Regions from separate parts of the Homo sapiens genome. Here region 1 is linked to region 2. Evidence: chromatin loops called from intact Hi-C (ENCODE). Cell type or tissue: gastrocnemius medialis. All regions are shown on one strand. Links, peaks and the distances in the headings refer to the core of each region. The heading gives the core; the rest is flanking DNA. Region 1 holds the start of LINC02028 (long intergenic non-protein coding RNA 2028). Region 2 has its middle 11 kb from the start of LINC00887.

Region 1 (12,325 bases), core at 4,648-8,647, 260 kb after region 2:
ATGTGTGCGCGCGTCCATTCATTTGTTCGTTCATTCGTTCATTCATTCAGTAATTCATTCATGCATTCGACATTTATTCAGCACCTGGGTGAGACACACACTGAGATTCAATAAACTGCTGATCAAAGTTGTGTCTAGACGTCCAAGGGTTAAGCCGCCGGCGCGGGCCCCTCTGCGTCCCCCTCCGCCCCCGCCGGGCGTGGGGAAGGCGGGAAGGCGGCGCGGCGGGTGCCAAAGTCGGAACCTGCTCGTCGGCAGCTCCCGGCGCTGCCTTGACTCGCAGCCAGGCCTGGCGCGGCCGCCGGCTGTGGAATGTGTGAGCGCCATGTGTCACCGCCCCAGACTGTGGGAAAACGCTGCTCCGCTCACCTCCCAGCAGCTGCCCCGCGCCCGCCCGGGCGGGAGCCGGGAAACAGGAGCCGCCTGCCGCGGAGGCCGCCCGGGGGCACTTCCGAGCGCGCGCCGCCTGCCCGGCCGCCCCCGCGCCCGCCGCGTCTCCCCGCCCACACCCCGCTGCCACCCGGCCCCGGGCGCCACCCGCGGAGCAGGCGGCGGGAGGGACAGCCCGGCACGGCCCCTTTCCTGCCCTTCACACCCCTTCTGCTTCTCAGGGGACGCTGGTCCACAGACCGAGGCCCCGTTGCGCGCGGCCGCCTTCGGAGCGCCGCCCTCCTCCCGAAACCGGCCGGGGCGAGTGGCTGCAAGAAGCTGCGGTTTGGCCCGCGGGAGAGGGGGGCTTCCCCGCTGGGGTTGTCTGACGCGAACGCCTTCCTGGCCCCAGCCAGGCGCCCTGAGGTCAGGCCCAGTGGTGAGAGAGCTCTGAACGGGAGGCCCCACGCTGCCTGCTCCCCCAAATCAGAAACAGCCTCCCCCACCGGGGCGAGGCAAGGGATCTGCACCACCCCACGCGCTCCCGCCTGCACGGTAGCCTAGAGCCTGGTGTGAGCGGGAATCACATGTGCTCACACATCACCCAGGCAAGGTCTTTGAAGCCCAGCCATGCGGGCAGACGTATTCAAGGTCACCCTGCTGGGTGGCGGCAGAGCTCCTGTTGGAATCCACGCTCAGAGGACCTTCTGCCGAGCCCCAGCCCCAAAGGCATGGCGCCCTTTCTCTGCAGCATGGTGCCCCTCGTCGAGTTCCTGCCCCATAGAGAAGTTGGGAATGGGGCAGACGGGGGTGGGGGGAAATCATGGGTCCTGGGACCCCGACAGCTTTGCCTAAACTCAGCCTCATGCTGCGAGACGTCCCAGTCCGTCACCTCAGCCTGATTTTCTGGGGGTGCCCCACCTGACAGGCCTGGTAGTGAAGCCCCCATTGTATCCAGCCCTCTACGAGCACCTGGCATTTGTGTGCCTTGTTCCGGCTTGCCACCTCCTCTGTGGAAGTCTTCCCAGATTTGCCCAATCATTGCTTCCCGGTTCTCCGGCGGCCTTTGACAAACGCCTGTTTATGACGTTTGTGGCCCCCTGTAACTCATGGCCTACCTGTCCTCTCCTCCCTTCCGGAGTTTCCTGAGGGCAGAGACTGTGTTGCCCTCCTTTTTGATTTCCACACAAATGATTATTTGAGAACTCTGCTTATGGCAGCTGCTCTGTTTGTTGGCTGAATGTTATGCAATTTACCACTGGCTAGGAATCTCACCAGATGTGTGACCTTGGGCAAGTTGCTTAATCTAAGCTTCGGTTTTCTCATCTGTAAAATGGAGATCAACTGATACTGCGTCTAAAGTGACTTGTATAGTGGCTGGCACAAAGCAGATGCTGTGTGTGTGTATGAATGATTGCTAAAATACCATAGACTGGTGGCTTAAACAATAGTCATTTATTTTCTCCTGGCTCTGGAGGCTGGGAGATCCAAGATCAAGATGATGGCGAATTAGGTTGTTAGTGAGGGTGCTCTTCCTGGCTTGCAGAAGGCTGTCTGCTCACTGTGTCGTCATGTGACCACAGAGAGAGAGCAAGTCTGTTCTTATGAAGACACCAATCCTATCAGATTAGGGCCCCACCCTTATGATCTCAGTTAACCTTAATTACTTCTATAAAGGCCAGGTCTCCAAATACAGTCACACGGGGAGCTAGGGCTTCAACCTATGGCTTTTGGGGGATACAGTTCAGTCCATAGCAGTGGGGAAAGGATGTGACTCAGTCTAGAGAGACTCAAGGAGGGAATGCTTAGATAGGAGCATGGAGGGCGTGCCTGGTGAAGGGAACAGTATGGCACAGCTTCAGAGGCAAGGGTGAGCCAGCAGCAAGGGGCTGGCTATGGCCGGTACAAAAAGCATGTGCTCGTGGGAAATAGGTAAGAGAAGCTTGGGGGTATGGCCAGAGTATGGAGGACTCTGAATGCTGGGTGTGTTCGAAGGGTTTTGAATGCTGAGTTTTTACTTGATGTGCCTGGAAGTAGTTGCTGAAGGCGGTTTGGGAGTGGAGGAATACATCCTTTAAAAAAAATTTTAAATTTATTTTAATTTTTAATTTTTGGGGGTACATAGTAGGTGGTACATATTTATGGGGTACATAAGGTATTTTGATACAGGCATGCAATGCATAATGACCACATCAGGGTGAATGGAGTATCCGTCACATCAAGCATTTAGCCTTTGTGTTACAAACAATCCAATTATACTCTTTCAGTTATTTTTAAGTGTATGATTCAATTATTTTTACGAGGCTGGGCTTGGTGGCTCAGCCGTGTAATCCCAGCACTTTAGGAGGCCGAGGTGGGCGAATCACCTGAGGTCGGGAGTTCGAGACCAGCTTGACCAACATGGAGAAACCCTGTCTCTACTAAAAATACAGAATTAACCGGGCGTGTTGGCGCATGCCTGTAATCCTAGCCACTCCAGAGGCTGAGGCAGGAGAATTTCTTGAACCCGGGAGGCAGAGGCTGCAGTGAGCCGAGATCAGCCTGGGCAACAAGAGCAAACCTCCGTCTCAAAAAAAAAATAATTATATATATATATATATATATATATATATATATATATATATATTTACTATAGTCACCCTGTTATGCTCACATATACTAGGTATTATTCATTCTTCCTATTTTTCGTACCCATGAACCATCCCCACTCTCCTATCAACCCCCTCATTACCCTTCCCAGCCTCTAATAACCATCCTTCTATTTTCTATCTCCATGAGTTCAATTATTTTAAATTTTAGCTCCCACAAATAAGTGAGAATGTGAAGTTTGTCTTTCTGTGCCTGGCTTATTTCACTTAACATAATGTCCTCCAGTTCCATTCATGTTGTTGGAAATGACGGGATCTCATTCTTTTTCATGGCTGAATAGTATTCGGTTGCATATATGTCCCATATTTTGTTTATCCATTTAGCCATGATGGACTCTTAGGTTGCCTCCAAAGCTTGGCTATTGTAACTAGTGCTGCAGTAAACATGGGTGTGCAGATGTCTCTTTGATAGACTCATTTCCTTTCTTTTGGGTATATACCTAAGAGTGAGATTGCTGAATCATATAATAGCTCTATTTTTAGCTCTTTGAGGAACCTCCAAACTGTTCTCCATAGTGGTTGTACGAATTTACATTCCTACAAACAGTGTACGAAGGTTCCCTGTTCTCCACATCCTCTCCAACATTTGTTATTGCCTGACTTTTGGATAAAAGCCAATTTAACTGGGGTGAGATGATATCTCATTGCAGTCTTGATTTGCTCCTTTGCTGTGCAGAAGCTTTTTAACTTGATGTGATTCCATTTGTCCAGTTTTGCTATGGTTGCCTTGCTTGTGAGGTATTAACTCAAGAAATCTTTGCCCAGTCCAGTGTCCTGGAGAGCTTCCCCAATGTTTCCTTTTGGTAGTTTCACAGTTCGAGGCCTTAGATTTAAGTCTTTATTCCATTTTGATTTGATATTTGTATGTGGTAAGAGACAAGGATCTAGTTTAATTCTTTTGCATATGGATATCCAGTTTTCCCAGCACCATTTATTGAAGAGAATGTCCTTTCCCTAATGTATGTTCTTAGCACCTTTGTCAAAAATGAGTTCACTGTGTATGTATGGATTTGTTTCTGGGTTCTCTGTTCTGTTCCACTGGTCTATGTGTGTCTGTTTTTAGGCCAGTACCATGCTGTTTTGGTTAATATAGCTCTGTAGTATAATTTAAAGTCAGGTAATGTTACTCCTCCAATTTAGTTCTTTTTGCTTAGGATAGCTTTGGCTATTCTGGGTCTTTTGTGGTTCCATATAAATTTTAGAATTGTTCTTTCTATTTCTGTGAAGAATGTCATTGGTATGCTGATAGGGATTGACTTAAATCTGTAGATTGCTTTGGATAGTATGGACATTTTAACAATATGGATTCTTCCCATCAGTGAACACAGAATATCTTTCCATTTTTTGTGTGTCTTCTTCAATTTCTTGCATCAATGTTTTATGGTTTTCATTATAGAGATCTTTAACTACTTTAGTTAATTCTTAGGTATTTTATTTTATTTGTAGCTATTGTAAATGGAATTAGTTTCTTGATTTTTTTTCAGATTATTCCCTGTTGGCATATAGAAATGTTACTGATTTTTGTATGTTGATTTTGTATCCTGCAACTTTACTGAATTTGTTGATCAGTTCTAAAAGTTTGTTGATGGAGTCTTCAGTTTTTCCAAATATAAGATCATATCATCTGCAAACAAGGATGGTTTGACACCATCCCTTCCAATTTGGAAACTCTATATCTCTTCCTCCTGTCTGATTGATCTAGCTAACACTTCCAGGACTATGTTGAATAACAGTAGTGAAAGTGGGCATCCTTGTCATGTTCCCAATCTTAGAGGGAAGGGTCTCAGTTTCTCCCCATTCAGTGTGACACTAGCTATGGGTCTGTTGTGTAGCGTTTTTATTATATTGAAGTATGTTCCTTCTACACCCAGTTTTTTTTTGAGGGTTTTTATCATGAAGAGATGATGAATTTTATCAAATGATTTTTCAGCACCAATTGAAATGATTGTATGGGTTTTGTCCTTCATTCTGGTGATACATGATGTATCACATTAATGGATTTGTGTATGTTGAACCATCCTTGCATCCCAGGGATAAATCCCACTTGGTCATCATGAATGATATTTTTAATTTGTTGTTGAATTTGCTTTTCTAGTATTTTGTTAAGGATTTTTATACCATTATTCATCAGAAATATTGGTCTGCAGTTTTCTTTTTTCAATGTGTTTTTGTCTGGCTTTTGGTATCAGGGTTGTACTGGCCTCATAGACTGAGTCTGGAAGTATTCCCCCTCCTCTATTTTTTGGAATAGTTGGAGCAGGAATGATATTAGTTCTTCTTTAAATGTTTGGTAGAATTCAGCTGTGAATCCATCAGATCCTGGGCTTTTCTTTTCTGGGAGACTTTTTATACAGCTTTGATCTCATTGTTTATTGTTGGTCTGTTCAGGTTTTGGATTTCTTCATGGTTCAGTCTTGGTGGGTTGTATGTGTCTAGGAATTTACCCATTTCTTCTAGATTTTCCAATTTATTGGCATATAGTTGCTCATAGTAGCCACTAATGATCATTTCAATTTCTGAGGTATCAGTTGTAAGTAAATCCTTTACAATGACATAGTAATAGTAAGGCTTTGAAAATGCTTCTCATGGGTGCAAGATATAGGAAATTCAACTCTAGTTTTCAGATGAGGGTACTGAGGTTGGGAAAATCAAGTGACCAGCCCTAAGTCACACAGCAGGTTAGTGGGGACCAGGATCAGATAGAGCAATTTCTGTCTCCACAGTGGACCCCCCAACCCCACCTTCTATTGCCCACCTTGGCCCTTGAGTACTAGGTGGGGAAAGGCGCTCAAGGAAGGTCCACTTGTTGGAGCTGTGGCCAGTGGATTGCAGGGCATGAGAACAGAAGCAAAAGCCACCTGGAGCCTACAGCAACATCCAGATGAGAACCCTGACCCCGCTGGGACAGGATCAGTCCACATGAAACTGTTAGGGAACAGTGGGTAGTGGATATGAATGGAGTCCTGAGGAATGGGGGATTTAGAATAAATGGGCAGGAAGAAATAAGAATGTTTTATATCTGTTCGGGTATTTTGGTTCCATTATCATGGCTGTTTAAGATGCTCCCTGAACCATACATTTATGTTAATGTTTTAAATAGTAATGCATCAAATGTGACCAAAATCTGAAGTACTAAAACAATATGACAGCACAGACAGAATGGCTGGAAGGTATTAAGTGTCTAGGAGCACTGGTTTTGCTGATAAGGCAAACTCTATGGGGCTGACTTATTGGTTAACTAGTCATTGTCTAGATGAAGAAACTGAGGCTTGGAAAGAATAAAAACTGCCTGAAGCCACACAGATGGTAAGTGGCAGAGCTGGTTGACTGCAGCTCCATCTGGCTTCAATATCTGTACACTTCCCACCCCTGACGCTGACACTGGGCCTGTGTGACACTTGGATATCGGGTATCCATGTGGTAACTATATTTTCCAAGCCCCAAATAGGGACACATGGTCTGACAAGTGTGAAGGTACTTATGGGGCAAGAGACTAGAAGGTTTTAAATTAGGCCTGTCCCAGCAAATCCAGGACATCTGGTCATCATAGATATCTAGGGGCTGCCCACACCCCTGGCACGAGGCAGGCTTTTGCCTTTTAATACTCTTTCCCATCTTGAATGCCCAAGGTCTATTTTTTGGTTTAAGCACATGCCACAGACAAGTGAGGGACATTTAAAAAGATCAAACAGCTGGAGAGAGATTGCAAGGGACATTCTTTTTAGGGAAGCCACAGCAGGGGAGAGGGCAGGAGAGGGCAAGGAAGTGGCAGAGGGTCAGAAGAGTAACTCACGGGTTCTAAATCCCAGGAGGTGTAGGGCATTGTGAGCTGAGGTCAGGTTAAGGCTGGGGACTTTTCCTCAGTATCAGGCCCATAGCTACCCACTTCTCCTCTCCCTTCCTCTTTCTCCATCTCTTCTCCTTGTTCTTTTCTCATTGTGAACTCTCACTACTCCCTCCTGACTCCGGCTTAGAGCAGAAGGAGCTGCAGCTGGCCTGAGGCACCTCAAGGAGGGGCGGCTGGTTTCTGTGCAGTGAAGACAACTTCCTGAAGAGCTATGTGACTGTGCTGAACCCGCTTCTGTAAAATGGGTTCACCAATAACAGGTTACTGTAGAATTATAGAGGATAGGGTGTAAAACTGTCCTATAAACGGTGAAGAATTGGACACATGTGGTGCTCAGTTTTGTATTCAGTGGGAGTTGGGGTCAATGTTATGTTGATATTGTTAGAATAACTGCCAGTCTTAGGAGCATTTATCAGTAGAGGCCTAACAGCAATAATGTGAGGTTGTGTGTTTGCTTCATTTGAAATGGTACAGTTGCCTGCTACTTCACAAATACAGGGAGAAGAAAGGAGAAGTGAGGTACAAGGCGGGTACGTGTGCATGTTTCAGTGTGTGTGTGTTTGTGTGTGTGTAGAGAGAGAGAGAGAAATGGAGGTACAATCTGGCATTTGTTAGAAATCGCACAATCATAGAACACTAGGGATGGGCCTTAAAGAATCTATCCTCTTCACTCTATGGACAGGGACACTAAAGCTCAGACAGAAAAAAGCTAATTTTCCAAGGTCAATCACTAGTCAGTTGGGGGCCACACGGGGCATGGTCTCCAGGTCTTCTGGTCCAAGTCCAAGGCTTCCATTGTCAGCCCATGCTCAGCCCTATTGTACAAACCACGATGTGCAAGGAGCAGTGGGGAGTCAGAGGGACAGATGTGACCTTTCGTGTCAGGGTGTCCCAGATTATTTGGGAAGGCCACACCTACAACCGTGACCCAGTCAAAGACGAGCCTGAAACAGTACTGACTGGGATGTAAGATCCAGGGATACACCTCAGGGACCTGTAAGAATGTAGGTGCAGGAGCAGCCATCCAGGCCTGGGTGGTAGGGGAAGACTTGAGGAAATAGCTGAAGGAGTGGACGTGGACAGTTAGAATAATAAAAAACAAGCAATTAAGTAACATTTCCTTCAAGTGATGCTTTTTGCTCCAATTCTTGCCTAGAGGTGGTGGTTTGGGATTTTACCAGCATCTCTCTTTGGAATTCAAATGTACCACCAGTACTTCGCTTTTCCTGAAAAGCCTAAGTTACAAATTGATAGCTTCTAAAACCTCTCTGCAAAGGGTTAAATGTCTGTGTTGGAAAAGAGAAACTCATCAGTTAATATCTACTTCTTAATCAGCCCAAGGTGCTGAAAAAAAGGCCATTCACCAAGTGGTTAGCAAAGCTAATTTGTCATTCTGGCATTTTGACCTACTGTGCTTTTAAGGCATTATTCTTCCACACATTTCAAAACCGTTATTCTTCCACACTGTAGTTTCTGTTGGAGAGAACCAATTACATCTTTCCCTACCATACACAATGGGATGTCCTTGACATTACTTACGGGGTTTTCCTTCTTATCTGGAAACTTGGTTGGAAACCTCTAGAGGAGCAGGGGACCCTCATTTATTCATCTCTACCCGCTCCATAGCACCTCCCATGAATCCTTGCCCAGGGCTGGCTCTGAGGAATCTTTTGTTGGATTTGAAATGATGATCATATCGGGTTAATTTCCAGCATTAACCATAAAAATTGGCTAGAGTTCAAAGCTGGTGGCATGCTCAAGTTACTGCCAAACCTCCTGCTCATTCCCTCCCACCCCCCCAGCCTCAAGTTGTGAGCAACTGAATTTATCAGCTGTGAAACTGGTTGCACTAATACCTCAGATGAATCTTCAATATAAGCTGTATCCCCTGCTGGGGCTTCTTGAGGAAGGTGACTGGATCTCACTCATCTTGGAACCTTTATGCTTAGCCCAGTGACTGCCTGGTACATAGAAAGTGCTCAATAAATGTTTATTGCATTAGACAGTAATTTTCGGCCGGGCGCGGTGGCTCACGCCTGTAATCCCAGCACTTTGGGAGGCCGAGGCGGACGGATCACGAGGTCAGGAGATCGAGACCATCCTGGCTAACATGGTGAAACCCCGTCTCTACTAAAAATCCAAAAAAATTAGCTGGGCGTGGTGGCAGGCGCCTGTAGTCCCAGCTACTCGGGAGGCTGAGGCAGGAGAATGGTGTGAACCCGGGAGGCAGAGCTTGCAGTGAGCCGAGGTAGCGCCACTGCACTCTAGCCTGGGCAACAAAACAAGACTCCGTCTCAAAAAAAAAAAAAAAGACAGTAATTTTCTAATTTCTTAGAAATTAGAAAAAACATTTTCATTAGGTTACCTCTCCCCTCAAACTCAGAGTACATATCATTACAGAAAAGAGAAAGGCCGGGGGTGTAGGGACAGAAAACACTTCCTGCTCTGGAAACTATACCATTAGCTCCTTTGTTCAAGTCGGCATTTCTGATCTGATACCTGTATTTCACACAAGAAATGACAACTTCCCTGATACTTCAAAGTCCTTTCTCATATCTAGGATGATTTTTTTAAATTTAATTTTTTAAAGCACAGACCCATCTTTGATCTATGCAGGGCAATGTATTTGGGTTGACAAGATGGTTTCCCTGTTTCTTCCTTTAGGCACACTTTCATCAGTATGTTCCTGCCTTGGTTTAGTCCTTAGATGATTTTTTTTTTTTTGGCCCAGAGTTTATCATGGACATTTACATTAGCAAGTATTTCTGCATCTTTTTGTGATTTTCATCTTTAGTTTATTAGAATAAGTCTCCCCACCTTCTTTGGATTTAATTTTATTTAAGAACATGATCTGGGGCTGCATATTCATTCATGTGAATATTAACTAATCCAGATGAACTTTACTGGAATGTAAATACTGTGGCTGGAAGGCAAGATCAAAACCATTCCCCAAACAGAAATGTTAATCTTTCTATGGCCAAGGGGAAACACAGCAGTTTAACATGCAAGCAATTTCATGCATTTTTACATTAAGTCATTAAGTAAAATCTTTTGTCTGTTTTGTATGGTTGAGATTATTTATAAGTAACAGGTAAAGGCCAAAGGTCCCCAGCATTGCTTGACCTGTTTGAATATCAGTCCATACCAAAGATGTTTGGAGAAATCACTGTTCCGACCACAGTGTCAACTAACACCAAAGGTAGTGTTTCATTCACCTTAAACATGTCACCAGAGGCTGAGTGAAACTACATGCTTGCTTCCATTTATATACATGGTCATTCGCCACTTAAGGATGGGGATACGTTCTGGGAAATGCATTGTTAGGTGATTTCATCATTGTGTGAACACACCATAGAGGGCACTTACACACACCTGGATGGTATGGCCTACTACACACCTAGGCTATATTGTACAGCCTATTGCTCCCAGGCCACAAACTTGTACAGCATGTCATCCACTGAATGCTGTGGACACTTATAACTCAATGGTAAGTATTTGTGTATCTTAACATATGTAAACATAGAAAAGGTACACTAAAAATATGGTGTTATAATCTTATGGGACTGCCTTCATATATGAAGTTCATCGTTGACTGAAACGTTGTTATGCACCACATGACACTGTGTGTGTGTGTGGGGGGGGTGTGTATGAGTACCTGTATATGCATATGTAAAACCCAAAACTTCAGTGAAGTGTGTATGTGAGGTTTGTGTGTGTGCATGATGTGGCAGTGGGGAGATGGGTCCCTTAGGGTCATGCAAACCAGCAAAGCAGAAGCTTACGTTTAATGAACATTTAAAATATTATAGACATTTACTTACAAAACAAACGCTAGATTTCTTCTGTATATCAAGAAATCAGTAGATCCTTCTATATAGGAAAACTAAATCTTTTTTGATTGATAAGAGTGTTTGGGCTTTCCCTGGGCACTTATGTCATTGGATCACATTTAGATGGAGTGCCTTGGAAAGTTTGACATCTCTCATAGATGCCAACATGAGAGACTAATCGTACATAAAATAGCCTAGAGCCACTGGGGATTCAAATGGCTCCGGCCTGACCTCTTATCCTGACTTTCATACTTCTACCACCTCCAGCTCAGACCAGTCTCTTAGGCTGGGTCTAACACAAGCCAGTTCCAAAGAATGGGCATTATCCCTGGGTTAAATAAATATTTTATGTGATTTATTTCACTTGGCCAATCAATTATTGGATCAGATTGACCTAGAACCTTCTGGTTCTTATAGTACTATTCTGTCTCTGTCCCTTAGGAAAGGATCAGCAACAACACACACGCACACACACACAAACACACACACACACACACACAAACACACATACACTTAACAGCATTTTGAAGCTTTGGTGAGACACCTTAACTTATTTAAGCAAAATACACAATTAAATAGAGTGAAAGCTCACATCTGTTTTGAGATTGACTCTGGTAGCGCTAGTCTTATTGGATTTTATAAAAAGTAATTCCAGTTATGGTAACTACATTTATAAAAGCACAGCTGGGGTGGATGAAACTGGAGTCGTTCACTAGGTTAGATCAATATTCAACCCTGGCTACACATTCACCTGGGGAGCTTTTGAAAAATGCTGAGGCCTGGGCCATACTTCAAGCCAATGAAAGCAGAATCTCTGGCTGCGAGGCCTAAGCATCTGTATTTTTAAAAGCTCCTCCAGGAGATTTTAACGTTGAGAACCACAGAGTTAGATGAATAGAAGCAGGGAGTCAGGAAAGGGGTGATTAATACTATGCCATGCCAGTGATGGACCAAAGAGCTTAAGCTTTTTTTTTTTTTCTTAGATGGAGGTTCGTTCTTGTCACCCAGGCTGTAGTGCAGTGGTGCGATCTTGGCTCACTGCAATCCCTGCCTCCCTGGTTCAAGTGATTCTCCCATGTCAGCCTCCCGAGTAGCTGGGATTACAGGCACCCACCACCATGCCCAGCTAATTTTTGTATTTTTAGTAGAAACGGGGTTTCACCATGTTGGCCAGGCTAGTCTCAAACTCCTGCCCTCAGGTGATCCACCCGCCTTGGCTTCCCAAAGCGCTGGGATTACAGGCGTGAGCCACCACACCCGGCCTGAGCCTAAGCTTTTCATTTCGAATAAGTCTCTGGATGTCAGAGCTGGATATATACCTTAAATATATGTCTCATTTTGGAGAAGGGAAACTGAGGCTCAGAGGCTTAGTAATGCTATATAGTATTATCCTGGCCAGAAACTTGTCTTCCACTGTATGCCTGTCACCTAAAGAGCAAGCTTGGGAATTAAAAGAACAAACTCCTGTCCATGAATCTAACCGTCTATTTATTTAGTAATATTTAAACACTGGAAATGGTTTCTGGTGGTGGAATCAGCACAGCTTTGTAGCTCTCAGATGTAAAGGCTGTGTCCCTTATTAGCTACTGCTTATTTTTTCTGAGCCTGTCTTCTCATCTGGCAAATAAGAA
Region 2 (12,325 bases), core at 3,201-7,200:
AACGGACACGTACCTCCTCCTGCCCTCAAGAGGGGACGTGCAACTTCTCCAGAGAGGAGAGGGGACATCTGGGTGAGACTTGGGGGCTGAATGGGGGGGATTTGCATTCAACCCCTGGACTGATTTTAGTTTTGCTCTGACATATGTAAGCCGCCATTTTTTTTGGTGTGTGATATTGTTTTCACATCTGAGCAGCTGGCACACTTGTGAAGTCTTCTGGAGTCTTAAAAACTGGATCTAAAAGTTGGAAATCGGCATATGCTAATAAATGTCAAGCCACGGCCCTAGGGCATTTGCGGTAAGTACTATTAGACTCACTGCATTCACCCACAAACACATCCCATAGCTAAATTAAAATATAAGAACGAACTCAATACGATGTTTGACTATCCAGCCTCTACACTGTCCTCAATAGAGCTCTAAGCCAGGGAAATAAAAATACCTCCTCAGCAGCCAAAATGAATTTCCAGTGCCCGAAATGAAAGCTCATGCATCCGCTCCAAGGAACATTCCTCCTTTCAGAATCTGTTCACCTTCACAACAGACAGGGGCTATCACGTTTGGTTACGTGATTTCAAGGCGATAGCAGATTAAAGACAAAAATGATCAGTTGGAGGAAGGTAACGGTCCTGCTGGAGGAAGACTTGCTAACAACTAAGAAAGTGATAGAAAAATGGCAAAATCAGACACGAACTCCCAAAGAACAGCTGGGCCATTTCACGGAGGGTACCTGGTAGCTTCCGAGGGCAGCACGCTACTCCAGCACAGGTAAGAGCTGAGGGAAATAACGATGACCCCAGCTACCTTGGAAAAGGTAACATCAGGTATAATACTGTCTCAGTTTGCATTCCCGTGAAAGCAGAGCTTGGTGCGAGGGCTTGGATGCAGTTTAATTGGGCGATGATCCCAGGGAGCAGGACCATGAGATGCGGAAGGGGGAAAACCGGTAGAGAAAAACGTGCTGGCTGTGGTGGCTGCTGTGGGGCCTTCCTGGGAAGCATCCAGAAGGTCTCCAGGGCTGCCTTCCTGAAGCACAGGAGGCGCGCATGCCTCCACCGGCTCCCACCGCCAGCTTCCACTCCCCACGCTTCGGCGCTCAGGCAAAGGGGCATCGGGGAACGCCACCGGGCAGAGACATCAGAGAGCTGGGCCGGGAGGTGGGAGATGGGGTGGAACCGCCCTGTACAGTGGCTGCTGAAAAGAGCAGGGGCTGAAGGCATCTGCTGCAATTACCCTCTGTTCAAAGCAGCAGCAGGCAACTCTTACACGCTGAGTTACACTCTTCCACTCTAATTCCACTCAAAGGACTGTACGTGCTAAATGTTTCATACTTGACAGGCAAGTCCTCAGTTATCCAGGGGTGACTCAGAGCAGACTAACGTCCACAGAGGGCCCTGGGTGAAAGAGGCGGTCTTGGCCACGCTGGGACAGGTGCGCTCTGCGGATGCGCGTGTGAGGGCGCCGTGCCACAGTGACCCGCATGAGTGTGAGCTGTTTGAAGGGGAGGTACCAGAGGACTTTTCATTTCTGCTGGCTTCAGCCACACCGTTGTGTGGTTGTGTGTGTGTGGTGTGTGTGGTTGTGTGTGTAGTGTATGTGGTGTGTGTAGCTGTGTGTGGTGTGTGTGGTTGTGTGTGTGGTTGTGTGTGGTGTGTGGTTGTGTGGTTGTGTGTGTGGTGTGTGGTTGTGTGTTGTGTTGGTGTGTGTGGGTGTGTGTGGTGTGTGGTTGGTTGTGTGGTTGTGTGTGTGGTGTGTGGTTGTGTGTTGTATGTTTGTGTGGTGTGTGGTTGTGTGTGGTGTGTGGTGTGTTGTGTGGTTGTGTGTGGTGCGTGTGGTGTGTGGTTGTGTGGTATGTGTGGTTGTGTGTGGTATGTGTGGTGTGTGGTTGTGTGGTGTGTTATGTGTGGTTGTGCGTGGTATGTGTGATTGTGTTGTGTGTGGTTGTGTGGTTGTGTGTGGTGTGTGTGGTTGTGTGTGTTGTGTGTGTGGTATGTGTGATTGTGTGTGTGGTGTGTGGTTGTGTGGTGTGTGTTGTGTGTGTGGTATATGTGACTGTGTGGTTGTGTGCTGTGTGCTGTGTTGTGTGTGTTGTGTGTGTGGTTGCGGTGTGTGGTTGTGTGGTGTGTGTGGGGTTGTGTGTGCTGTGTGTTGTGTGGTTGTGTGTTGTGTGTGCGGTTGTGTATGTTGTGTGTGGTGTGTGGTTGTGTGTGGTGTGTGTTGTGTGTGGTTGTGTGTTGTGTGTTTGTGTGTTGTGTGGTTGTGTGTGGTGTGTGGTGTGTGGTTGTGTGGTTGTGTGTGGTTGTGTGTGGGGTTGTGTGGTTGTGTGTGGTGTGTGTAGGTGTGTGTGGTTGTGGTGGGTGTGGTTGTGTGGTGTGTGGTTGTGTGTGTTGTGTGTGTGGTTGTGGTGTGTGTGGTTGTGTGTGGTGTGTGGTGTGTGGTTGTGTGGTTGTGTGTGTGGTGTGTGGTGTGGTTGTGTGGTATGTGTGGTTGTGTGTGGTGTGTGTGGTTGTGTGGTGTGTGGTCGTGTGGTGTGTGTTATGTGTGGTGCGTGGTATGTGTGATTGTGTGTGTGATTATATGGTGTTGTGTGTGGTTGTGTATGGTTGTGTGTGTGGTGTGTGTTGTGTGTGTGGTTGTGTGTGGTGTGTGGTTGTGTGGTTGTGCGTGGTGTGTGGCTGTGTGTGGTGTGTGGTTGTGTGTGGTGTGTGGTGTGTGTGTGGTTGTGTGTCTGTGTTGTGTGTGTGGTTGTGTGTGGTATGTGTGATTGTGTGTGTGGTTGTGTGGTGTGTGTGGTATGTGTGACTGTGTGTGGTTGTGTGGTGTGTGCTGTGTGTTGTGTGTGGTGTGTGCTGTGTGTTGTGTGTATTGTGTGTGTGGTTGCAGTGTGTGGTTGTGTGGTGTGTGGTTGTGTGTGTTGTATGTTGTGTGTGGTTGTGTGTTGTGTTGTGTGTGTGGTTGTGTGTGTTGTGTGTGGTGTGTGGTGTTTGTGGTTGTGTGTGGTGTGTGTGGTTGTGTGGTGTGTATTGTGTGTGGTTGTGTGTGCGGTATGTGTGATTGTGTGTGTGGTTGTGTGGTGTGTGCTGTGTGTGTGGATGTGTAAGTGCAGTGTCTTCTCCATCCCTCCTTCGGGCGAGGCTCCTCCTCTGCCCGAACCTTTTCCTTTAACCATGTGCTCCGTGCTCCATTCCACTTGCTCTTCTCCCTGGCTGATGTTATCCTCAGAGCCCTTCGGTTTGTTCCACACACGTTTCCTGGTGTCTTAGGTCAGGCTCCCCGGAGGCAGTCGTTAAGGGCCCAGACGCAGGTGATTTATTGAAGGGAGATGATCCCAGGAGGAACTAGTAAGGAGGCCGGGAGTGCGCAGCCCGGGTGGGCTGGGGGAAGCCACGCTGGTACAGTTTCCCGGGAAGAACAAGCCCTAGCTAGATCCCGCAGGAAAGTTCTGGAGTATAAATTATTTCTCAGAGTTTGCCCCAACTCAGGCAAGGGAGCTGGGCTTTTAGACCCCTCCCCAGTCCGCCACGGCTAAAGGCTGCTCCCCACTTCCCTGCAATGGCCTGAGGACAGGGCCCCAAAGCAAGTCGCAGGCGCCTGGGTTAGCCATGGAAGCCCCCCGGGGCTGGGGAAGGGCCGGACGCAGGAAGGGGTCCGGTGGGGGGCTTGCAGGAGCACCACCAGGGTCCACCACAGGCCCCCTCTGTGTGGCCCTGGACTGGGGCGTGGCTTCCCCGTGTGTGCCCTCTGTCCCCTCGGGGAAGGACTGGATTTGGTTACTTCTTCCCCAGACGCACCGTACTCTGGACGGATGGGCCCCCATCTGACCCTGTGACCTTCAGAAGTCACTGCCTCTTTGGAGTTCAGTTCCCCAGATGTAAGGGGGTTTGACTCTGGAAGACCCCTCCCTCCTGCCACCCTGTGGCCACAGAAGCTTAACTTGATGGAGTGGGGGTACTGATAAAGAGTGCAATGCCTAGGGACCATTTGGTGAGCCTTTAGATAGCTTTTATCCAGAGAGATGTGATGAAAATCCTATTAGAAGGCTGATGAGATCACGGAATTATCTCATTAGCTGGTAGAGTGGGGACATGTGAGCATTTTACAGAAATCAAATCCCAAGAGTTCAGGAGAGAGCTTGTGAGTGAGGAAGTGTGTGTGTGTGTGTGTGTGTGCATGTAAATATGTGTGGTGTGTGTAGTATGTGGGGGGTGTGGTGTGTGAGTGTGCGTGTGGTGTGTGTGGTGTGTGTAGTGTATGTGGTGTATGTATGTGTGGTGTGTGTGTGTGATGTGTGTATGGTGTGTGTGGTGCATGTGGTCTGTGTGGTGTATATGTGTGTGGTGTGGTGGTGTATGTGTGTGGGGGTGTATGTGTGTGTGTTGTGTGGTATGTGTGGTGTGTATCTGTGTGGTGTGTGTGTGGTGTGCGAGTGTGCATGTGTGTGTGGTATGTATGTGGTGTGTGTATGTGTTTGGTGTGTGTGTAGTGTGTGATGTGTGTGGTGTATGGTGTGTGTGTCTGGTGTGTGTATGGTGTGTGTGTAGTGTGTGTATGTGGTGTGTGGTGTGTGTGGTGTGCATGTGTCTGGTGTGTGTGTATGGTATGTGTGTCTATGTGGGGTGTGTGGTGTGTGTGCGTATGTGGTGTGTGGTGTGTGTGTATGGTGTGTGTAGTGTGTGTGTATGTGGTGTGTGTGGCGGGTGTGTTTTGTATGTGTAGTGTGTGTGTATGTGGTGTGTGTGTAGTGTGTGTATGTGGTGTGTGTGTAGTCTGTGTGTCGGTGTGTGTGTGTGTGTGTGTGTGTATGTGGTGTGTGGGTGTATGTGTCTGGTGTGTGTGTGTGTGTGTGTGTAGTGTGTATGTGTGTGTGTGTGGTCTGTGTGTCGGGTGTGTGTGTGTATGGTGTGTGTGTGTAGTGTGTATGTGGTGTGTGTGTGGTCTGTGTGTCGGGTGTGTGGGTGTATGGTGTGTGTGGTGTGTGTGTATGTGGTGTGTGGGTGTATGTGTGGTGGTCTGTGATTTTAGGTGGATGTTTTAGGGTGGTGAGAGTTGGAGCCTCAGAACCAAGGGCGTGGACATAAGGTCCCTGCCGCTGAGGGCGGGACAAAAGGAGTCTGAGCGGAAGAGCTGCCTTATATGTCGGCTTTTGCCCACTCACATTGCAAAGAACACAAGAGCAGCCTGGGCACAGGGTGAGTCGCTGCTGCATGGCGGAGGGCAGCAGTTGCTGTGTGGCATCGTTTCTGGTACAGAGTCCACCATGACCGGATCAACAACGGGGATGGAACTCAGCTTTCTGGAGCCGGTCTTGAGAGGGGTGGGGTTTTGAGTGATGGGAGTCTTTTTCAGCCTGCCTCCAGCATCCAGAAAGTACATTGGCAGGACACGGGGACCTTGCGAGGCAGTGTGCTCCTGGCTGACCCACTCCGTGCCTGGGAAGGGACACTGCGCCCCAAAGAACGCTTGGGGCCGTGGTCGGGTCACGCGGAAGCCTGAACGCCAAGCAGTCATCAGGCGAGATTGATGGCAGAGGAGTGGTTTGGGGGAGGCCCGGGTGGCCTGCTGCAGCTTCACCGCTGTTATTTATGGCCTCGCTGAGGCGTCAGTGACTGGGTTGACAGCTCGCTGTAAGCTGACCTGGCTGGCGCACTGCCTGCAGCCTTCTGCCTGCCCATCCCTCGGCGTGAGGAATGTCAGCCTCGGAGACAGTGACCAGACGCAGTAGGTGTGGAAGGACGGGTTCCAGAATCCTCACCCCGAGACCTCTTTATCCGGAGAGAGGCGTGTGTGCGTGTGTGGACACATGCTTGTACCCCCTCCTATTTATACAAGCAGACATTTGTGACAGAGACACAGCGCAGCTAACTTGATTCTGACTTTTGGTACAGGGGAAATGAGCACAAATAATCCCAAATAATAAGTAAAATCCCAAAGCAGTTCCTGGGGGATGCAGTTGATTCAGGAAATGGGCATTGAAGGGATTTCGTTTTTGTCTTTGTGATTTGTTTTTGCTGTGTGTGGGGGGGGGTTTATTTTTTATTTATTTATGTTTTTTGAGATGGAATCTCACTCTGTCCCCAGGCTGGAGTACAGTGGCGCGATCTCGGCTCACTGTAACCTCCGCCTCCTGGATTCAAGCGATTCTCCTGCCTCAGCCTCCTGAGCAGCTGGGACTACAGGCGTGCGCCACCACGCCCGGCTAATTTTTGAGTTTTTAGTAGAGACAGGGTTTCACCACGTTGGCCAGGATGGTCTCAATCTCTTGGCCTCGTGATCTGCCCGCCTCGGCCTCCCAAAGTGCTGGGAGTCTGCTAGGACTGAATCTGAAAGACTGGAGAAAGTAAGACGTGTGGGAATGGGGAAGGAGATTCCAGGTCGGGGGTGGCGTCTACTGCAGGCCTGGGTGTTGAGGAAGCACAGAGTTTGGGCAACTACAGGCGGTTGCCTGGTGTGGAGCAGCTTGTGCTGGAGGCAGGGGTTGGTGATGACGAGGAAATCGAAGCCCAGAGCGCATCATTCACTTGCTCAAAGTCACACAGCTTTGCCGTCAGAACTGGGGTGATGCTGTGGGCGTGACAGCCTCTCCAGGCCAGCTCTGTTTCCCGCACACTATCCTCTCTCCCCTCCCTGAGGCTGGCACATCCCCGAATCACCCGATACCACCTTGCCCTGCCCCACCCAGGAGGCTCAGCTCGCGGACAGAGTGACTCAGGCATTAATCAGCTTTTCCCTGGGTTGAGAAAACCTGAGACAGAGAGCTACAGTCGCGCCTGCCACATCTACCTCCCCAGCCATCCTACTCTCTATGCTGCTGCAAACTAGACATTCCTTCCTGGAGGGACCTCTCGCTTCCCATCTTCAGATCAGGACGCACGGTCTCTTCTCCGCAGCTGCTTCCTCTGGTGTTCCTGTGCTCCTGTCGGCCCGCTGCTCCCACACACATGCCCATTCTTCTCGGGCTGGCTTGTATCTCAGGGTTACGCTCCCCAGGTCCCTTGCTCCAGGTAGGTTTGGCCAATAGCAGGTGAGGAGAGGGTGGGCGGAGGGGAGACGCCGGGGCATTTCCTCCCCTGGGTCCCTGCTCTAGGAAGCATCTCTAGCAGGGCTTGCGCCTCCCCGGCGCCAGTTCCCACTGCGCAGGTCTGCTGTGGCTTCTGCCTGGTGGGCAGCTCCCGGCCTCCGGGCTCCACCTGCTTCCCTTTTCTGTCCCTCCTGCTCCAAATGGTGCAGCGCCGTCCTCCCATTGCTCACCTCGGGGCTGCTCACCATCTCGTTTGCCTTCTCAGTTTTTATACCACCGATGCAACCAGTCCCCTGGATTAAACTCCCTCTGTTGGAAATACTAGCATGGTTCCTGATGGGCCGGGCCCCTGGCTGATACACTTCCTTCTAGGAGGATGGCACCGGGTCAGAGTGTTCAGACTTGTTGACGTCCCTCCCCCCACTCAATTCGTCACTGAGCCAGAAGACTGAGCCTTGGGAATGTCTCTGAGCCCACCCCACCTCTCCTCTCTGGCAGCAGCCTTGGGCGAGTCCTGCCCTGGTCAACCCCAGCAGCCTCCCACCAAGGCCAGCCCAGCAGCCCACCCTCCCACGGCTGCTCAAGCCCACCAGGCCATGCTTTAGACGAGGCTCTGTAACTTTGCAAATCAAGCATGCACCGTAGGACCAGCCTTTCCACTCTGCTCCCAAGCTGCCTTCCAGCCCTGTGCCATCCTCTACACACCCCTCCCCCCGCTGTACACCCCACACCCCATTACCAGGCTACCAGTCACTTCCCAAACACACCCTGCACACTGGTCTGCTCGCTGTCTGCTTTGCCTTGTCAGTTTTTGTACCACCTATATCTATGCAGCCAGTCCCCTGGATTAAATTCCCTCTGTTTGCAATACTAGTGGGCTTCCTGTTGTGCTGGACCCCTGGTGATATATTTCCTTCTAGGAGGATGGCAGCAGGTCCTCTGCCTGCTCGTTCATGCTGTTCCCTCTGCCTGAACTGCCTCCCCCTCTTTTTTTTTTCTGAGATGAAGTCTCCCTCTGTTGCCCAGGTTGGAGTGCAGTGGCTTGATCTCAGCTCCCTGCAACCTCTGCATCCCAGGTTCAAGCAATTCTCTTGCCTCAGCCTCTGAGTAACTGGGATTACAGGTGCCCACCACTATGCTCAACTAATTTTTGTATTTTTAGTAGAGATGGGGTTTCACCATGTTGGCCCAGCTGGTTTCAAACTCCTGACCTCAATTGATCCGCCCACCTCAGCCTCCCAAGGTGCTGGGATTACAGGTGTGAGCCACCATGCCCAGTTGGCCCTCTCTTTTTTACTAGTAAAAAGTCTATTGATTCTTTTGATTCTTTAAGACCTACAGCAATTGCTGCGTCCTCTAGGATGAAACACATCACTACCCATTCTGCTTTCCTTGGCCGTCTGTCCCTGCCTCTGTGAGGGCCCTTCTCACAGGCGATGTGAATGTCTCCAGGACTGGGACCCTGTCTCAGCCCTCGTGTACCCAGATTCCTAGCACCGAGGCCAGCCCTCACACAGGAACTCAGGAAATGTTGACTGGAGTGGAAAGTGCACCTTGAAATCACCTCACCCCCGACCCCAGTCCCTTGGAGACGGGGCGTGCTCCCAGGCTCCTTTTCTGTTTGAACAGCCAACCAGAGAATGAGGGGCCTCCCCTGTCCTAACCCCAGGGCTGTGCATTTCTGTGACATTCTCAATGATCCTGGTTAATGTTTAATTCCAGTTTCTTTGTTTTCTGTAAAGTTGATAACAGAGTGGTGTAGCAGAGAATGTAAAAGACCAAGACCCACAGCAGGAAAACAAATACGCACCCCGTTTTTACTTAATAATTAAAAGTTAGTCATTTCCCAGAGCTTTTTGGGAATGAATGGAAATGAATTCAGAATGTTAAAATCCAGCCCTGCAAAATGCTATAACCATATAAAGAGCATTCATGATGCTTGCATCACAGGCCCCAGGGCTGGTTTTGCACACCAGCCATGTGCTGGCCTCTACAAAGATTCTGTCTTCCTGAAACTTCCATCAGTGTCTGACTCCTGCATCACAACACAGATGGCTTTTCTGCGGGATCCTGGATAAAGCCTGAGCTCATCAACCTTAACTTCAACACCCTCCCTCCTGGCCCTTTTCAACCTTTTCAACCTTGGCTGTCTCCGTGGGAACCCTCTTTTCCAGCCAGACATCCTGTTTACAGATCTCAGATGGGCCATGGGGCGGGTCTCACTCCTGCCCTCTTTGAGGACAGGGTAAAGGAGTGGTTAGGAGTATGAGGTCCAAATTCGGGCAGGCCAGGGTTCATGTCCAAGCTCCATCATATCTAGGCTGGGATAGCCACACCACCTCCAGGAAGCCTGCTCTGGTTTTCCTGACCCATGGCCATGCATTTCTCCAGTGTCTGCCTGCTCCAAGTGTCATCACTGCCTCCGTGGCATTGAAACCTCGTCAGTCTTGTGATATCTATTTCTCTGTCCCTTATTCATGTGTTTGTCTAGTTTCTCCATCTGGACTCTAAATGCTGTGCCCACAACAGGCTATTATGGGTCTCTGTGTGTCCCAGACTGCCCGCATGAATAATGGCTGATATGGCTTGGATTTTTGTCCTCTCCAAATCTCATGTTGCAATGTGATTCCCAGTGTTGGAAGTGGGGCCTGCTGGGAGGTGAGTGGATCATGGGGGAAGATCCCTTAAGAGTAGGTTAGCACCATCCTCTTGGTGATATGAGTTCTTGCTCAGTTAGTTCATGTGAGATCTCGTTGTTTAAGCATCTGGGACCTCCCCTTTCTCTCTCTCTTGCTCCCACTCTCACCATGTGATGTGCCTGCTCCCCTTTCTTCTTCCACCATGAGTGGAAGCTTCCTGAGGTCTTTAGCAGAACCAGATGCTGGCACCATGCTTCTTTTACAGCCTGCAGAATTGTGACCCAATTAAACCTCTTTTCTTTATAAATTTCCCAGTCTCAGGCATTTTTAATAGCAATGCACAAACGGACTAACACAGAAAATTGGTATAGTGAATAGAGTATCGCCATAAAAATACCTAAAGATGTGGAACTGAGTAACGGGCAGAGGGTGGAAGAGACTGGAGAGCTCAGAAGAAGACAGGAAGATGAGGGAACGTCTGGAACATCTATGGTTGTGACAAAAATGCTGATAGAGATATGGACAGTGAAGTCCAAGCTGACAAAGTCTCAGATGGAAATGAGAAAGTTATTGGGAGCTGAAGCAAAGATCACCTGTGTTATTCCCTAGCAAAGAGCCTGGATGGATTGTGTTCATGTCCTAGGGGTTTGTGGAAGGTTGAACTTATTTGGTGGCAGCTGGCAGAAGAAATTTCTAAGTATCAAGAAGTGACGTGGCTGCTTCTAACAGCCTACGATCAGATATGGGTGTAAAGAAATGACTTAAAGTTGGAACTTATACATGAAAGGAAGCAGGGCATAAAAGTTCGTAGCCTAGCCATGCAGCAGGGAAAGAAGAAGCATTTTCAGGAGCGGAATCCAAGCAGCCAGTGTAGCAATCATTTGCTAGAGACATTAGCATGACTAAAAGGGAGCCAAATGCTAATATCCAATACAATGGGGAAAAGTTCTCAAAGGCATTTCAGAGGTCTTGGAGATAGCTCTTCCCATCTCATGCTCAGGGGCCTAGGAGGAAAGAATGGGTTCAGGGGCCAGGTATGGGGCACTGTTGTCCAGTTCAGCCTCAGGACACTGCTTGCCACATCTCTGCTGGCTCAAAAGACCCCAGGCCCAGGTACAGCTCCAGTTGCTGCTTTGGAGAACGCAAGCTGCCATAAGCCTTGGCAGTTTCCACTTGGTGTTAAGCCTGCAGGCACACAGAATGTAAGTGTGAAGGAGGCTTGGCAACTTCCACCTAAATTTCAGAGGATGAATCAGCAAGCCTAAGGTGGCTGCCCAGGCAGAAGCCTGCTGCAGGGGTGGAGCCCCCACCAGAGAAACTCTACTAGGGCAGTGTGGAGGGGAAATGGGGGTTGGATCCCCCACACAGACCCCCCACCAGGACACTGCCTAGTGGAGCTGTGGGAAGGTGGCTGATGTCCTCCAGACCCCAGAATGATAGAGCCACTGACAGCTTGCATACTGAGCATGGAAAAGCCACAGGCACTCAACTCCAACCCATGAGAGCAGCCACAGGGCTAGACCCAGAAAAGCCACAGGGGCAGTGCTGCTCAAGGCCTTGGGGGCCCATCCCTTGAACCAGTGCACCCAGGATGCAGGACATGGGATCAAGGATCATTTTGGAGCTTTAAGGTTTAATGACTGCCCCAATGGGTTTCAGACTTGGGTGGGTCTGGTAGCCCCTTCCTTTGGGTCAATTTCTCCCTTTTAGAATGGGAATATCTACCCAATGCCTGTGCCACCATTGTATCTTGGAAGTAAATAACTTGTTTTGATTTTACAGGCATATAGGTGGAAGGAACATGCCTTGGGTCTCAGATGAGACTTGGACTTTTGGATTAATTCTGGAACAAGTTAAGACTTAGGGGGACTATTGCAAAGGCATGATTGTATTTTGAAATGTGAAAAAGACATGATATTTGGGTCCTGGGCGGGGAATAACGTGGTTTGGATATTTGTCCCCTTCGATTATCATGTTGAAAGGTGATTCCCATTTTGGGGGTGGGGCCTGGTAGGAGGTGAGTGGATCATGGGGGAAGGCCCCTCGTGAATGGTTAAGCACACCCCTTGGTGATAAGTGAGTTCTTGGTCAGTTAGTTCATGTGAGATCTGGTTGTTTAAAAGAGTCTGGGACCTCCCCCAACCCCTTGCTCCTACTCTTGCCATGTGATGTGCCTGCTCCCCTTTTGCCTTCCACCTTTCACCATGAGTGGAAGCTTCCCAAGGTTCTTACCAGGACCAGATGCTGACGCCATGCTTCTTGAACAGTCTGCAGAATTGTGAGCCAATTAAACCTTGTTTCCTTATAAATTACCAGCCTCAGGCATTTCCTTATAGCAATGCACAAATATACTAACACAATGGCCATAGACAGCGCTTACCATTAGCTCATTTAACTTGTCTACGAGGGCAGCACAACTTGGGGTCCACATACTCATGCCCAACTTCATTGGCCATTCAACTCCAGCCAAGTAACAGGACGAAAAGACAGAAACCCACCATAAGCTGCGGCTGAAGGTGGCCATCCAGCCCACTGTTGGGACAGAATGCTTAGTGTGTACAGATTTGCTTCGGTGTCCCTAAGATAGGCTTCTGACCTGTCTATTTTCCCTGAGAATTCAGAATAATCATGAACAAGATGGGAGTATGAATCTCAGCATGGAGGCCCA

Evidence for each region. Hi-C counts contacts between places; a loop is a spot of excess contacts. Peaks named below come from ENCODE experiments on the same cell type or tissue, not always from the same donor. Only the 100,000 strongest peaks of a DNase experiment are listed, where the experiment ranks them.
Region 1: a loop joins it to region 2, with 5 times the contacts of the local background. A loop is called at or near these places in 19 of 110 quality-filtered maps.

The regions. Positions count from the first base shown.
Region 1 is chr3:194,059,292-194,071,616 of GRCh38, reverse strand. It overlaps LINC02028 (long intergenic non-protein coding RNA 2028), which reads left to right and starts at 647. Exons shown (of 3, transcript NR_136179.1): 1 at 647-795. It overlaps LOC102724877, which reads right to left and starts at 1,528. Exons shown (of 6, transcript XR_002959666.2): 1 at 1,342-1,528. RefSeq lists a silencer at 450-629 and an enhancer at 8,555-9,055. In gastrocnemius medialis, for the core only: a CTCF peak has its summit at 6,357; a DNase peak (open chromatin) is centred at 6,396; H3K27ac peaks cover 1,841 bases.
Region 2 is chr3:194,317,261-194,329,585 of GRCh38, reverse strand. No RefSeq gene overlaps it. Among named protein-coding and RNA genes, the nearest start is that of LINC00887, 11 kb to the right of the region's middle. RefSeq lists enhancers at 6,184-7,383, 8,552-8,846 and a silencer at 8,552-8,846. In gastrocnemius medialis, for the core only: no CTCF peak of the experiment used is centred there; DNase peaks (open chromatin) are centred at 5,165, 5,585 and 6,634; H3K4me3 peaks cover 550 bases; H3K27ac peaks cover 1,306 bases; H3K27me3 peaks cover 100 bases.